2 separate regions of the Homo sapiens genome follow, and region 1 is linked to region 2. The links are chromatin contacts, found by Hi-C or POLR2A ChIA-PET in ENCODE. All regions are on one chromosome and are shown on one strand. The core of a region is the stretch at or near the end of the contact, and the rest is flanking DNA. Distances in the headings are between cores, read along the strand shown.

Region 1 (6,904 bases), core at 571-3,070, 690 kb after region 2:
CTACCCTCAACCCCTCTTCGAGAACAGAAATGCACTCCAAGCATTTCTGGTCTTCTTGTGGTTACCATGCCATTATGTAGCACCACCTGAAACTATCTCTTTGAATACTGATTCCAACTTTTACAAAGTTTCTTGCCCTTTTTTGCACCCTGATAAGTTGTACTTGTCCTATGTGTAATGCAAGCTTGCCTCTGAGCCCTTGACCTGCTGTCAACCCCGGAATAGGGAGTATTCTAAAGGTTACATTTTCGTCTTAAGGGATAAAAATGTTGCTTTCATCCTGTTTACCGAGGGTGCCCAGTACAAAGTGGGCAAAGTGGTAGGAAATGCGGTCTCTGGGCTTTGCCAGTGTCGGGAGGATAGTTCCAGCATATTAGTCCCTGTCTGCTTAAATGCCGACGTTAGGTACCCGGCATGTGATGTCCTGCGGTTGAGCCCTCTTACTCTTACTCATCAGGTCCCGGCTGCAGCGCTGGGAACGCTGGGCACACCTGCCGATTTTAAAGCAGCAAATTCAGTTCAGGCCACCGGGAGCGGGAGGGCTCGCTTTTCCGCTGGGGCTACCGCATGAAGCAAGTGCTTAAATTTTTTCCCTTCACAAAAGGGAAAAAACCATTTTGCTTAAATCTGTTTTTTCTTAGGACGCACTTAGAGACCAGGCCCGCCAATATTCCAGTTAGAGTTAACGCTACCAGAAATATGCAGTGCTTTAGGATTCCAACTTGGGACTCGTTGAAGACCAGAATGTTACAGTCAATCTCGCCTTTCTCTTTTTGTTTCCAACACCCTACTTTCCCTTCAGTCTCTTTCCTCTTCGGTGTTCTCTACCTCTTGAAATATAAAAGTTTAATAAAAACACCACCCTATTTTATTTTTTAAAATAAAAGTTGACACTAAATTTGAGAGCTAGTGTTGCAACTAAGCTCTTCGGAAGTTTACCCATCTGTTCCCCAAACCTTTGATGCCTGTAATGTCAACCACGATTGCTTCTTAAAATTCACTAAAAGAAGTCTTTCAGTAACTTTGAAAAAGTGTAATAAATGCTAATGGGGGGGAGGGAACTCCCAACTCTGATGGATTTTACCTTCTCGGATCAAGGAGCAGGACTCCAAGCAAAAGAATAAACTTTATGTAGTTTATTTTTAAACTATTCTATTTTCAGTAGCGATTTCTCTTCCTTAGCTAAATTACTCAGCTTTGCTCAATTCCACTTTTACCTTTCCCCACACGTCCTCACTGACTCAGCAATTGTCACCGAGTGAGACCCTAGGTAGTGGGAAGGAGGCCCCCACAGATATGCTCCCCGGCTAAAGCGCTCGATTGAAGATCTGAGAAAATATCTTCAGAAACTACAAATGGAGCAAATCATTTACCTAATTCACTCAAGAGCTTCCACGGGAAGGACTCTGGAGGATGAGTGTCCTCCTAATGCGGTGCTAATGAAAAGCCCCTTAGCCGGCTCTCCGGCCGAGCGCCGGACCGCGTCTGCTCGGCGTCTACGGCGGAGCGACCCTGGTTGGCGGCGGCCGCGCATTCCCCCCCCCACCTGCCCGAGGTGGCACGGCGGCCGCAGCGACTCCGGACGCCGCCGGGGCCACTCTCCGGAGCGCCGCCCTGCGACCCCGGACGCCCCCTCCCTGCCCCCACCCACCGGCGCGGGTCTTCCTCCCGCTCTTCCTCCTCCTCACCCTCCCCGGGGCTCTGTGTGGGGGGCTAGGAGGTGACTGGGGACGCTTCCTCGGTCGCGACTCCCGGTTCTCCGCGGCCTCCCGCCCGGGGGGGTTGGGGTTAAAATCTGGGAGTTCAGCTCTGCGGCGAAATCTCGGGTTCCCAGGGAGGGGCCGGAGGGAAGGAAGACCCCGCCGGGAGCGCGCCGGCCAGAGCCGCCCCCGCCCCGCGCGGCCGCTGTCCCGTGGGGAGGATGAAAGCGCAGGGCCCGGGCGGGGCCGCGGCGGCTCCAAGGGGCGGCGAGTGCGGGGCGGGGACTGCGGCGCTCGCGGTGACCGGGCCCCCCTTCCCAAGCCGCAGCTCCTGGCCCTGCAGGTGCACCCCCAGCCCCCTTTTAGGCCCCTCCGTGGAAACCGCCTTCCGGCCCAAGTTCTATCCTTTGAGGCTTTGAACCAGGCCTTTCAGAAGTTTTTAAAGCTGCCCCGCCCCGCCGGCACTCACGGGGGTCACAGTCCCCCATCCCTCCACCTCCGCTACAGCTGCCGGCGAAGCGGGTGCCGGGAGGAAGCGGAGTGGGGGCCAGCGGGCCGGCCCGAGGGTCGGGGACCGAAGCGCCGCCCCGGAGCGCCAAGCTCGGCCCCAGCGCTTGGAGATCGCGCCGCGTAGCCCGACCTCGGAGGAAGCGCGGGCCCGCCAGCCCCTGGAGAGGGGAGGGCAGGGGGGCTGGGAGAGGAAGAGCGCGCGGGGAGGGGGGCATGTCCCCATCACCGAGGTTCCTGCGCTCAGTTCAAGCCAGGGGACAACTTAAATTGGCCTTCAGGGGAGGCAGCTGGTGACCCGTGTCCTCGCCCTCCAAATTCCCCTGAGCGAAGCAGGGCGCCACCTACAGGCGAGCTCTAGATAGCAGGCAGGAGAAAGACGCGCCTGCAAAGTAATGTGGCCCCGTCCCAGCAAGCCTAGCAAGGCCTGTTGTGTCCACAGCCTCCTCTCAGCTGCCTGAGCCTGTACCGAGTTATAGGTCCGTTGGCAACAGCAAGAGCCCTGAGGGCACTCAGCGTGTGCTTTTGGGGAGTGGAGAACTGGGTGTTAATTTCAGGAATTGGGGGATTCCAGTATCAAAGAAGTAGCAGCTCTGATTGGACAGGCAGGTTGCACCCTGACAATTTTGGCTGCACTTTGACTCCAGTATCTCGACTCCAGGCTATTTTCATGGGATGCACTACGTTTCCTTGAGAATAGCTGTGTAACCTTGGGCAAGTTACTTTATCTCCCTGAGTCTCTGTTTCCTCATCCCTCAAAAGAGGGAATAGTGGTACCTGTCTGATAGAGTCATTGTGAGAATTTAATGAGATGATGTAGGTAAGAAGCTGTAGGTGCCTTCTAAGGAATTTTCACCTATTTCTTTTTTAAAAATAGTTTTTAATTATTTATTTATTTATTTTGAGTCGGAATCTCTCTCTGTTTCCCAGGCTGGAGTGCAATAGCGCGGTCACGGCTCACTGCAACCTCTGCCTCCCTGGCTCAAACAATTCTCCTGCCTCAGCCTCCTGAGTAGCTGGAACTACAGACACGCGCCACCATGCCCGACTAATTTTTTGTATTTTTTAGTAGAGACAGCGTTTCACCATGTTGGCCAGGCTGGTCTCAATCTCCTGATCTCAGGTGATCTGCCCGCCTCGACCTCCCAAAGTGCTTGGATTACTGGGATTACAGGCCTGAGCCACCGCACCCAGCCAACTTTCACCTATTTCTAATGTGAAAACCCATCTTTTATTCTAAGAAATCTAACTTGTAAGACTGTTTAGCTTCTTTCTGTTCCTTGAAGATTAGGGCCTTAGAGGAAGTGGGAGAGAGCTAAGAGGTTTCAGTGTTTGAGTAGGAAACAGGATGGGTTATGGGGAGTTTTGATAACTAGCTTATCTCCTCATAGACAACGGCTGTAGGCCGGGTGCTGTGGCTCACATCTGTAATCCCAGCTCTTTGGGAGGCCGAGGTGGGCGGATCACCCGAGGTCAGGAGTTCGAGACCAGCCTGGCCAACATGGCGAAACCCCATCTCTAATAAAAATATAAAAATTACTTGGGCGTGGTGGTACATCTGTAATCCCAGCTTCTCAGTAGTCAAGCAGGAGAATCACTTGAACCTGGGAGGTGGAGGCTGCAGTGAGCCGAGATCACACCACTGCGCTCCAGCCTGGGCAACAGAGTGAGACTCTGTCTCAGAGAAAAAAAAAAAAAAAAAAAAGACAATGGCTATGTGGTGGCTCAAGCCTGTAATCCCAGTGTTTGGGAGGTGCGCGGGTCACTTGAGCCCAGAGGCTGGAGACCAGCCTGAGCAACACAGAGAAACCCATTTCTACAAAAAAAAAAAAAAAAAAAAAAAAAAAAAAGCTGGGCGTGGTGGCCCATGCCTGTAATCCTAACTACTTCGACAGCCAAGATGGAAGGATGGCTTGAGCCTGGGAGGCTGAGGTTGCATTGAGCTGAAATGGCACCACTGCACTCCGGTCTGGGTGACAAGCTAGAACTGTCTCAGAAACAACAACAAAACGAACCAAAAAAACCAAACAACATCTTATATTTGTGGATGACTTACTATTACTATTTACTATTTTTATTATCATTTGCCTCTATTAAATGATTTAATTATCATTTTCACAATCTCATATGGTATACATTATCCCTATTTATTTATTTATTTATTTAAAGACAGGGTCTCTCTCTGTCACCCAGGCTGGGGTGCAGTGGCACAATCATAGCTCACTGCAGCCTCAAACTCCTGGGCTCAAGGGATCCTCCTGCTTTGGCCTCCCAAAGTGCTGGGATTATGAGCATGAGCCATTGCGTCTGGCCCATTATCCCAATTTTAAAGATGAGGAAACAAAGACATGGGGATGCAAGCCATAGTTGCTGTATTTTTTCTGCTTTTAAAAATATTTTTTGGCAGGTCACAGTGGCTCACGCCTGTAATCCCAGCACTTTGGGAGGCCAAGGCAGGTGGATCACCTGAGGTCAGGAGTTCGAGACCTGTCTGGCCAAAACAGGGTGAAACCCTGTCTCTACTAAAATACGAAAATTAGCAATTAGCTGGGTGTGGTGGTGGGCACTGTAATCTCAGCTACTTGGGAGGCTGAGGCAGGAGAATTGCTTGAACCCAGGAGGTGGAGGTTGCAGTGAGCTGACATTACAGCACTGCACTCCAGCCTCGGCGACAGAGCCAGATTCTGTCTCAAAAAAAAAAAAAAATTTTTTTTTTTTTACTCTAGGAGCCCTAGATCTGTATTTCACTATATTTCAGAATCTACCTTTTTTTTTTTCTTTTAGAGTTGTGATCCTGCTATGTTGCCCAGGCTGGAGTGTAGTGGCTGTTCACCGATACGGTGATAGCATACTTGTAGCCTTAAACTCCTGGTCTCAAGGGATCCTCCTCCCTCAGTCTCCTGAGTAGCTGGTACTGAAGACTCAAGCCACCATGTCCAGTCAGAATCTAACTTTAACATTAATCTACCTTTAAGTTTACCTACTGTGTGCTAGATTACTAGATTAGGAATTTTAAATATCAAGTGTCGTATAATTCTCACAACACCTTTGTGAAGGAAGACTAACTTCTGTCATCACAGAAGAGGAAGGAGAGGTTCAGGGAGATCAAGTGAGTCACTTAAAGTCTCATAGAGAAGTGGCAGAGCCAGGTTATGGAGAGCCCAGATCTCCCAGCACACACCCAGGTGTCTTCCACTGCATTACAAGTGGAATGTAATGCATTCCACTTGGCTGCATTACAGCCAAGAACGCACCAACTGGCTCTAGGGTACTTAAAAAAGTTATCAAGAAAGATCAGGCAGAAGGGTGGCTTGCTCGGTACTTTTGCTACACTAAAGATGTGGTAAAAGATGGTGTTTTCAGCCTCAGTTAATTGTAGATTATAATGTTTCCTAGGAAAATATTGATGATGGAAGAAGGGAGCAGGGGTGCATTGGGAGAAACCAAGAATGAGTGAATTTGTAATTTTATAAATATCAATAATTTATATTTATTTTATGACCAAACTGACCAAATGTCATTTTAGTGTATACATTACAATGAAAAGTTTAGTATAATCTAGCTATTGTCAAATCCTGGCATCTAAACTATAGTCATAGAGCTTTGTCGATCTGGTTATGGAAATTATTTACAATAGGTGTTTTTGTATAGCAAATGTTTTTGCTGGTCTGTATCCATGTAATAGGAACATTTTATGATGAAAGGACTGGATTGTTCAGGGAAGCAAATTATGCTTCTTTCAGGAGTGTTGTTTTGTCATTGTGCAACAATTACTCATTAGTTCCCCTTCTTCTTACTTACCTAAGTAGCAAACCAACCCGTTCATCATTCCTAACCAGAAAACGCCTTTCCATCCCCCAAAACAACTGAACTCATCAAAAGGTGTGGAGTTACTGATAGAAGGGTTTGAGTTGGGCATTGGATGTAAAGGTGTGCATTCCATCTTCTTTCTCCCACTGGGTCCAGCCATGATGCTTTTGCTTGCCAACACAATATCGTGAGCTCAGACTTTGGCAATTCATCTCTGGTTTCTTTACACTGAGAGTGTTTCTAATAATATAATAGATTTTCATTTTGAAACAGATGCCACAGAGGATTCGTTAGCAGGAAAACCCTACTGTGTAACTAACACTATAAAGTTACCAAATGTAAGGTTGGGTGGTTAGATTGTTAGCTTTTGGGGACCAGTTGGTAATTAGATAAGGGGGCTTTGTAAAGAAAAACCAGTTGAAACCAACACATATTAATGGAATGTATTTTGTATATTCTACACTGTTCTAGGTGCTAGGTGCTAGCAGAAATATGGAGAAATACAAGAGTATTTCTCCCAACATTTGCATTATTAGTTTTAGGGTAAAATTTTCTCCCATTCTCCCATTTTTCAAGTTCATGCCTTAGTTTCGTTATAATAAAATCATGAGGATAATGTTCAAAGAACATATACCCTAGCTCAAACATTAAGCTGATAAATTTTCTTCCTGAAATTACTATCTTCATTCTAGAATTTTAATGTTTCTCATTTCATCATCTTCACATAGCTAGGGTGACTTGAGAACAGACTTTAGGACTTCCATGTCATGGAAACACACATTGATTGGTGTAAGAGTGTGGATTGGATAGGTATATTTCTGGAAACCTTAGCTACTTCTTTTTGGTACCATTTCCCAAAAATGAGCAATCCAGGGCTTTTTTTTGGT
Region 2 (6,027 bases), core at 3,528-6,027:
ACCGGAACCTAAAATAAGGGCTTTAAAAAAGGCATCCAAATCTACACAAAACCCTAAGGAAGAAAACATAGCAATGGTCATGCAAATACCAAGGTAGATTGGTCCCGTTTCTCAAAAAACTTACCAAGTTGGCTCACCAAGGGGAGCAAAGTCTTAAGTGAACAAATTAAATCCCACTTTGGCTTCCCCAACCTAATATATTCTTGTTAAACTTTAACAAAGCAAGTAAATTCAGCCTGCTGGCTCCTCAGTGTAAGGATAATTATTAAATGCTGTTAAGTAAAAATGCAATTGTAAGAACTAGAAAATGCTGAGTCATTGTCTCAGAATCACAAGGTTCTAAATGTGAATTCACTATGAGAACATATATACAGATTTTTCTCTTTAACTTTAAAAATGCAATCTGAAAGAAAATACATCCTAATGTTATTAGTGGTTATCTCTCAATAGTAGTCTGTGTACTTTTAGTTTCTTTTTTGAAAATTTTCTCCAATTTTTCTACAATGAATATGTTAGCTTTATAGTTACAGAAATATTAATGTATGGCTTAAACTTATTACGGTTTCATTAAATGCAGAATAGAGCTTAATTTTCTATTCAGCTTCAAACACAACTATTTTTCTGATGGGAAACCCATTTTATGTGACCTTGTGATATTGCATATTGGTTTTCATCCATGATTCCTGGTTTATAACTCCCATAACTCTTGTTACAGTCTTTTATTATACTGTTGGGGTGCTTTAAGTCTCAGAAGCAGTCCCCAGAAATATCTCTGACACTCTCCTGCCCCTCCTTTCATTCGCTCCTTTTTCTCCCCAAGGCAGGACTCTAATCTTCCCCTGCTTTTCCATCTTGAAGGTGGCTGTAAAGAAATTCTCTGGGCCAGAAGGGTGGCTCACGCCTGTAAGCCCAACACTTTCACAGGCCAAATCGGGAGGACGGCTTGGACCAGGAGTTCGAGACCAGCCTGAGCAATATAACGAGACACAGTCTCTACTAAAAATTTTTTAAAAGAGGCCAGGCGTGATGGCTCACATCCGTAATCCTGGCACTTTGGGAGGCCAAGTCGGGCAGATCTCTTGAGGTCAGGAGTCCGAGACCAGCCTGGCCAACATGGCAAAACCCTGTCTCTACTAAAAATACAAAATATATATATATATATTACCCAGTGGTGGTGGCGCACACCTGAGGTTGTGACGCTGAGCCAGGACAATCGCTTGAACCCAGGGAGGTGAAGTTTGCAGTGGGTGGAGATCGCGGCACTGCACTTCAGCCTGGGCAACAGAGTAAGGCTCTGTCTCAAAAATAAATAAATAAAATAAATGAATAAAAATTTTTAAAAAAAAAAATAATTGCCAGGCCCGGTGGTTCACGCCTGTAATCCCAGCACTTTGGGAGTCCAAGGCGGGTGGATCGCCTGAGGTCAGGAGTTCGAGACCAGCCTGGCCAGCATGGTGAAACCCCATCTCTACTAAAAATATAAAAATTAGACAGGTGTGGTGGCAGGCGCCTGTAATCCCAGCTACTTGGGAAGCTGAGGCAAGAGAAGCGCTTGACCCTGGGAGGCAGAGGTTGTAGTGAGCCAAGACAGCGCCATTGCACTCCAGCCTGGGCAACAGAGCAAGACTCCGTCTCCAAATAAATAAATTAATTAATTAAAATAAAATAAAGTAAAATAATTTTGGCTAGGTGCAGTGACTCACGCCTGTAATCCCAGCACTTTGGGAGGCCAAGACAGGTGGATCACTTGAGGTCAGGAGTTCGAGACCAGCCTGGCCAATATGGTAAAACCCTGTCTCTACTAAAAATACAAAAATTAGCCAGGTATGGTGGCACATGTCTGTAATCCCAGCTACTCAGGAGTCTGAGGCAGGACAATCACTTGAACCCGGGAAGTGGAGGTTGCAGTGAGCTGAGATCACCCACTGCACTCCAGCCTGGGCAGCGGAGCAAGACTCTGTCTCAAAATAAATAAATAAATAAATATTTAAAAAAATTATCTGATCTCCCTTGTCTGATTGTAGGTCATAAGACCCCCATAAGAAGGGGTCCTGCCCATACCCTGGAGGAAGGAATGCTACAGAGAGAGGCCAAGAAAAATCTGAACAGATAGGCATTGCTGGGTTTCCCTACCCCATGCTTCAATTATGTCTACTCAATGAAGTCTCCATAAAAAGCCCAAGAAGATGGGGTAGGGAGAGCTTCTCAATATCTGAACACATGGAGGTTCCTGGAGGGTGGCATGCCCCTTCTCATACCTCACCCTGTGCATCTCTTCCTCTTGTATCCTCTGTAATATTCTTAATAATAAACTAGTAATAAACCTAAATAAGTGTTTTCTTGAGTTCCGTGAGCTGCTCTAGCAAGTTAACCAACCCAGAGGAGGGAGTTATGGGATTCCCAATTTATAGGTGGTTAGTCAGAAGCCGGGGTAAAACAATCTAGGACTTGTGATTGGCATCAGAAGTGAGGGCAGTCTTATGGGATCTGACACTATCCCCAGGTAAATAGTTTCAGAATCGAACTGTTAGATGCTCAGCTATTGCTTGATGCAGAACTGATGGGCCCACACATTTATTTGGTCACAGAAGTCCTCAGTGTTGACTGTAGTGGTGTGAGAGCAGAGGAAAAAGTTTGTGTTTTTTCTCTTACTCCTAATAGGATCTGGACTAGTAAGGGCAAATCTCTTCAGAACTCATTTTATAAGTTCTATCCATAAGTATTTCCATATTTATTAACTTTGTTATTATCTTTGTGAAAGTTGCAGATACCAGGTCAAAATCACTTTTTGTCAAACCCAAACAAACTAGAGAGCCTGAGGGAGAAAGCTCATGCTTGCAAGTCTGAGATAAAGATCGGTCTCAAGAAGGAACTAAAATAACCACCCAAGAAATTCTTTCTTTAGGAATGCAGTAATTCAGATAAGATAAGATAAGATAATCTTTTTTCCTTTTTTTTTTTTTTTTTTTTTTGAGACAGGGTTCTTGCTCTGTCACCCAGGCTGGAGTGTAGTGGTGCAAACACCACTCACCACAGCCTCCATCTCCTGGGCTCAAGCAATTCCCCTGCCTCAACCTCCCGACACACCTGACTATTTAAAAAGCTTTTTCTGTAAAGACAGCCATGTTGCTCAGGCTGGTCTCCAACTCTTGGCCTCAAGCGATCCTCCTGCCTAAGCCTCCTAAGTAGCTGAGATAACAGGCATGAGGCAGGTTGCCAGGCCTGATAAGATGCTCTCCATAACACCTGCCCAGTAATGGCATCTTCAACAATGGCCAACTCTGGCTTTCAGTCTGCAAAACCAATAAACTCTGTTTTCACGCAGCTTATCTGCACTTACTTTGCCAATAAAAGTTTCCTTTTACCCTCCCCTCTTCCATGCATATATGGCTTGCCAGGCCTGTGCACCTCGGGCTATAACGCTCATTTCTCATTCCCAAATAAATTCAACACATTTGGAGTGTTTTGTTGTTGTTGTTATTGTTAACATCTTAAAGGCCATTAGGGGCCCTAAAAACATCAAAGCTCACTTTAGCTAAAAGGCTCAATCTCACCTAACATTTTCTAATGCTGCAAACAGATTTAAGTTTTTAACCGCTGCCCCTGCCTCCACTCCTTTCAAATAGATGTGTGCAAATTAATTTGCAGCCAATAGGAATTTAGCCCAGAATGTGGTAGTATCATCCTCAGTGGAACCGACATTGTCCTTCTGGGTTTCCAAAGGCTTCTGCCTTCCTTTAAGAAACACTTGTCGCGCACCTACCAATAGCCAGACCCTAAATGCAGTCGAAAAATAAGGCCCTGAAAGGGGCACCCTCTAAATGGCAGAGGCAAGCCAGTAAACAACCAACTGGAATTCAAAGTGACAAGAGCCACTTGGAAATATGACAAAGTGCCAAGTGAAGGGGTGTTCACTTAATTCGGCCTGCGTGCGGGACGGCTGGGGCGCTTTGGAGAGTGGGAGTGATCTGAAAATGCTTTCCTGAGCTTGATTTAAAAGCAGGAGTCCAGGAATTTCCCCTAAGGCTGGAAGCACTTTCCGACAGAACCTCCCCATCTACGCAGCAAGGCTGGCAGAGCCCAGGGCCTGACCGCTGGCTTGGGAACCTCCGCTACGGGATGACCAGGCGCCGCGACGCGGCCGGGCCCAAGTCGCCCCCTCAGCCCGGCTCTGAGCACCCCCTCCTCTTTGTCCCCTCACCCCGTTCCCTCCTTCCACGGCCACCGATGGAGGGAAAGACTCCGCCCAGCTCTGGGAGCGAAACAGGGGCACCGATCTGGGCGCAAAATAGGATCCGTGCCACCCCCGAATACCAGTGGGCCGAGATTCGAGGCCCGAAAGGCCTGGGGAGGCGGGGCGGCGCCCCTCCCTGCCCGCGGCCTCGGCGAGCCCTGCGCGGCGGGGCGGGGACCACCGTGGGGTCACCCGGGCCCGACGCAGGAGGACGGCGCCCCCGCCCCGCCTCCCGGGTCAGCGCGGACGCACGCCGCGGGCGCCCCATCCTCGCCGCGGCCCCTCTGAGCGCCCGGCGGCGCCCTCCACCTCCGGCTCCCACCCACTCCAGGCGGGCGGGCGGGGAGAGCGCGGGGGCAGGGCAGGCAGGCCCGGGAAGCCCCGAGGGAGCTGCCCCCGGCCGGCCTCCAGGCGCGGGGACACCCAGGGGCGAGCGCGCACTGCACAGCCGGGACCTCACGCTTTACCTGGTGCGCTGGAGGAGCAGGTGGGAGCCCGGGTCGGGCGGGCTCGGTGTCGGCCCTGCCTCACCTGGGCGGAAGTGAGAGGCCCAGGGTGACCGCGCCTCACCTGGCAGGCCCTCCCCTCGCCCCGACTCTCCCCGCCCGGGGCGGGGCACCGGGGTGGCGCAGGGGGCGGGGGAGGGAGCCCGGGGCCGCGGGAGGCGGGCTCCAAGGAGGGAGGACGGTTGCCCTGGCTGTTTACGTGCAGGTGAATTCCTACCGGGCGCGGGATGGCCAAGGGCCTGGGAAAAGTGGGCTGTGGGGGCGGGGTGGCGGATCAGACCGCGCGTGGTGGGGACAGCCGCCACTGACGGGGAGGGAGATCCGGACAGACCGGTGTGGTTGGAGGCCTGCGTGTAGAGCGAGACCCAAGATCAAGGAAATTGAGGAGGATATCGATGAAAGCGTTGGGTCAATCCGCTTAACACTTTGTCTTTTTGCCCCTTTCCTTTCCTGTTCTCTCATCCCTCCTTTGTTTTCTCTATTCGCTGACGCAAAATAAAATATTCTAAAACGTGTAAATGTGGGAGTCATTATTTTCTTCTCATTTAGTGGAAGAAAGAAATCCAGCAGTATTTGCCTGCTGTATGCTAGGTGCTAGCTTATGCAATGTCTCATTTACTCTCTGAAGAAACTAATGAGGAAACCGTGCACCCTGTAGGTTGACTGGCCCAAAGTTTGGAACACAGGCAAGGCATTTTGACTCTAACTACAGTGATGATTTCACTATACGTTAATTTTCTTTTATTTGTGATGTCACACCTTCGAGAAAAATATGTCCCGATAGCCTTCTTCCACTCCCTTTAATAACTTTAGGCTTTTGATGATAGGGGTTTTACTTTGCCTGATACAGTCCACACATTAACGATAAAGAGAATCAATCTTCAGGTATCTTATTCATAGAGTACATACAGTAATTGTTAAACACTGTGATTGATTGTGGGAAGATGTGTAAAATGGTATCCCTGTCCCCAGGAAGATGAGGAATAGATACAAAACAACTACAACATAAAGACTTTCAGGCGGGGCGCGGTGGCTCACGCTTGTAATCCCAGTACTTTGGAAGGCCGAGGCGGGTGGATCACCCGAGGTCAGGAGTTCGAGACCAGCCTGACCAATATGATGAAACCCCGTCTCTACTACAAATACAAAAATTAGCCGGGTGTGGTGGATGCGTAGTCCCCTCTACGCAGGAGGCTGAGGCAGGAGAATCACTTGAACCCAGGAGGCAGAGGTTGCAGTGAGCCAAGATCCTGCCACTGCACTCCAGCCTGGGTGACAGAGAGAGAC

What was found. A loop is a pair of places that touch in the nucleus more often than their neighbours do. ChIA-PET counts read pairs that join two places held with the same protein, here RNA polymerase II (POLR2A). Pooled maps may share reads with other maps.
Region 1: a loop to region 2 is called in a map of tibial artery, with 7 times the contacts of the local background. The contact joins the enhancer-like site here to the promoter of PATJ in region 2. A Hi-C loop is called at or near these places in 8 of 168 maps with a recorded cell type or tissue (CD4-positive, alpha-beta T cell, OCI-LY7, Right ventricle myocardium inferior and 5 more) and 18 of 50 pooled maps. POLR2A ChIA-PET finds 5 or more read pairs at or near these places in 2 of 52 experiments (activated CD4-positive, alpha-beta T cell and activated T-cell).

Annotation. Positions count from the first base shown.
Region 1 is chr1:61,045,712-61,052,615 of GRCh38, reverse strand. No RefSeq gene overlaps it. Among named protein-coding and RNA genes, the nearest start is that of NFIA, 33 kb to the left of the region's middle. Within about 2 kb of position 1,820, at least 28 of the 41 ENCODE cell types and tissues checked have a DNase peak (open chromatin) inside an H3K27ac peak, as active enhancers do; they include heart left ventricle, sigmoid colon and tibial artery, where a contact is called at or near this core.
Region 2 is chr1:61,741,230-61,747,256 of GRCh38, reverse strand. PATJ (PATJ crumbs cell polarity complex component) reads right to left here and starts at 4,777. Exons shown (of 44, transcript NM_001350145.3): 1 at 4,702-4,777. PATJ-DT (PATJ divergent transcript) reads left to right here and starts at 4,473. Exons shown (of 1, transcript NR_185910.1): 1 at 4,473-5,259. RefSeq lists a silencer at 4,316-5,025.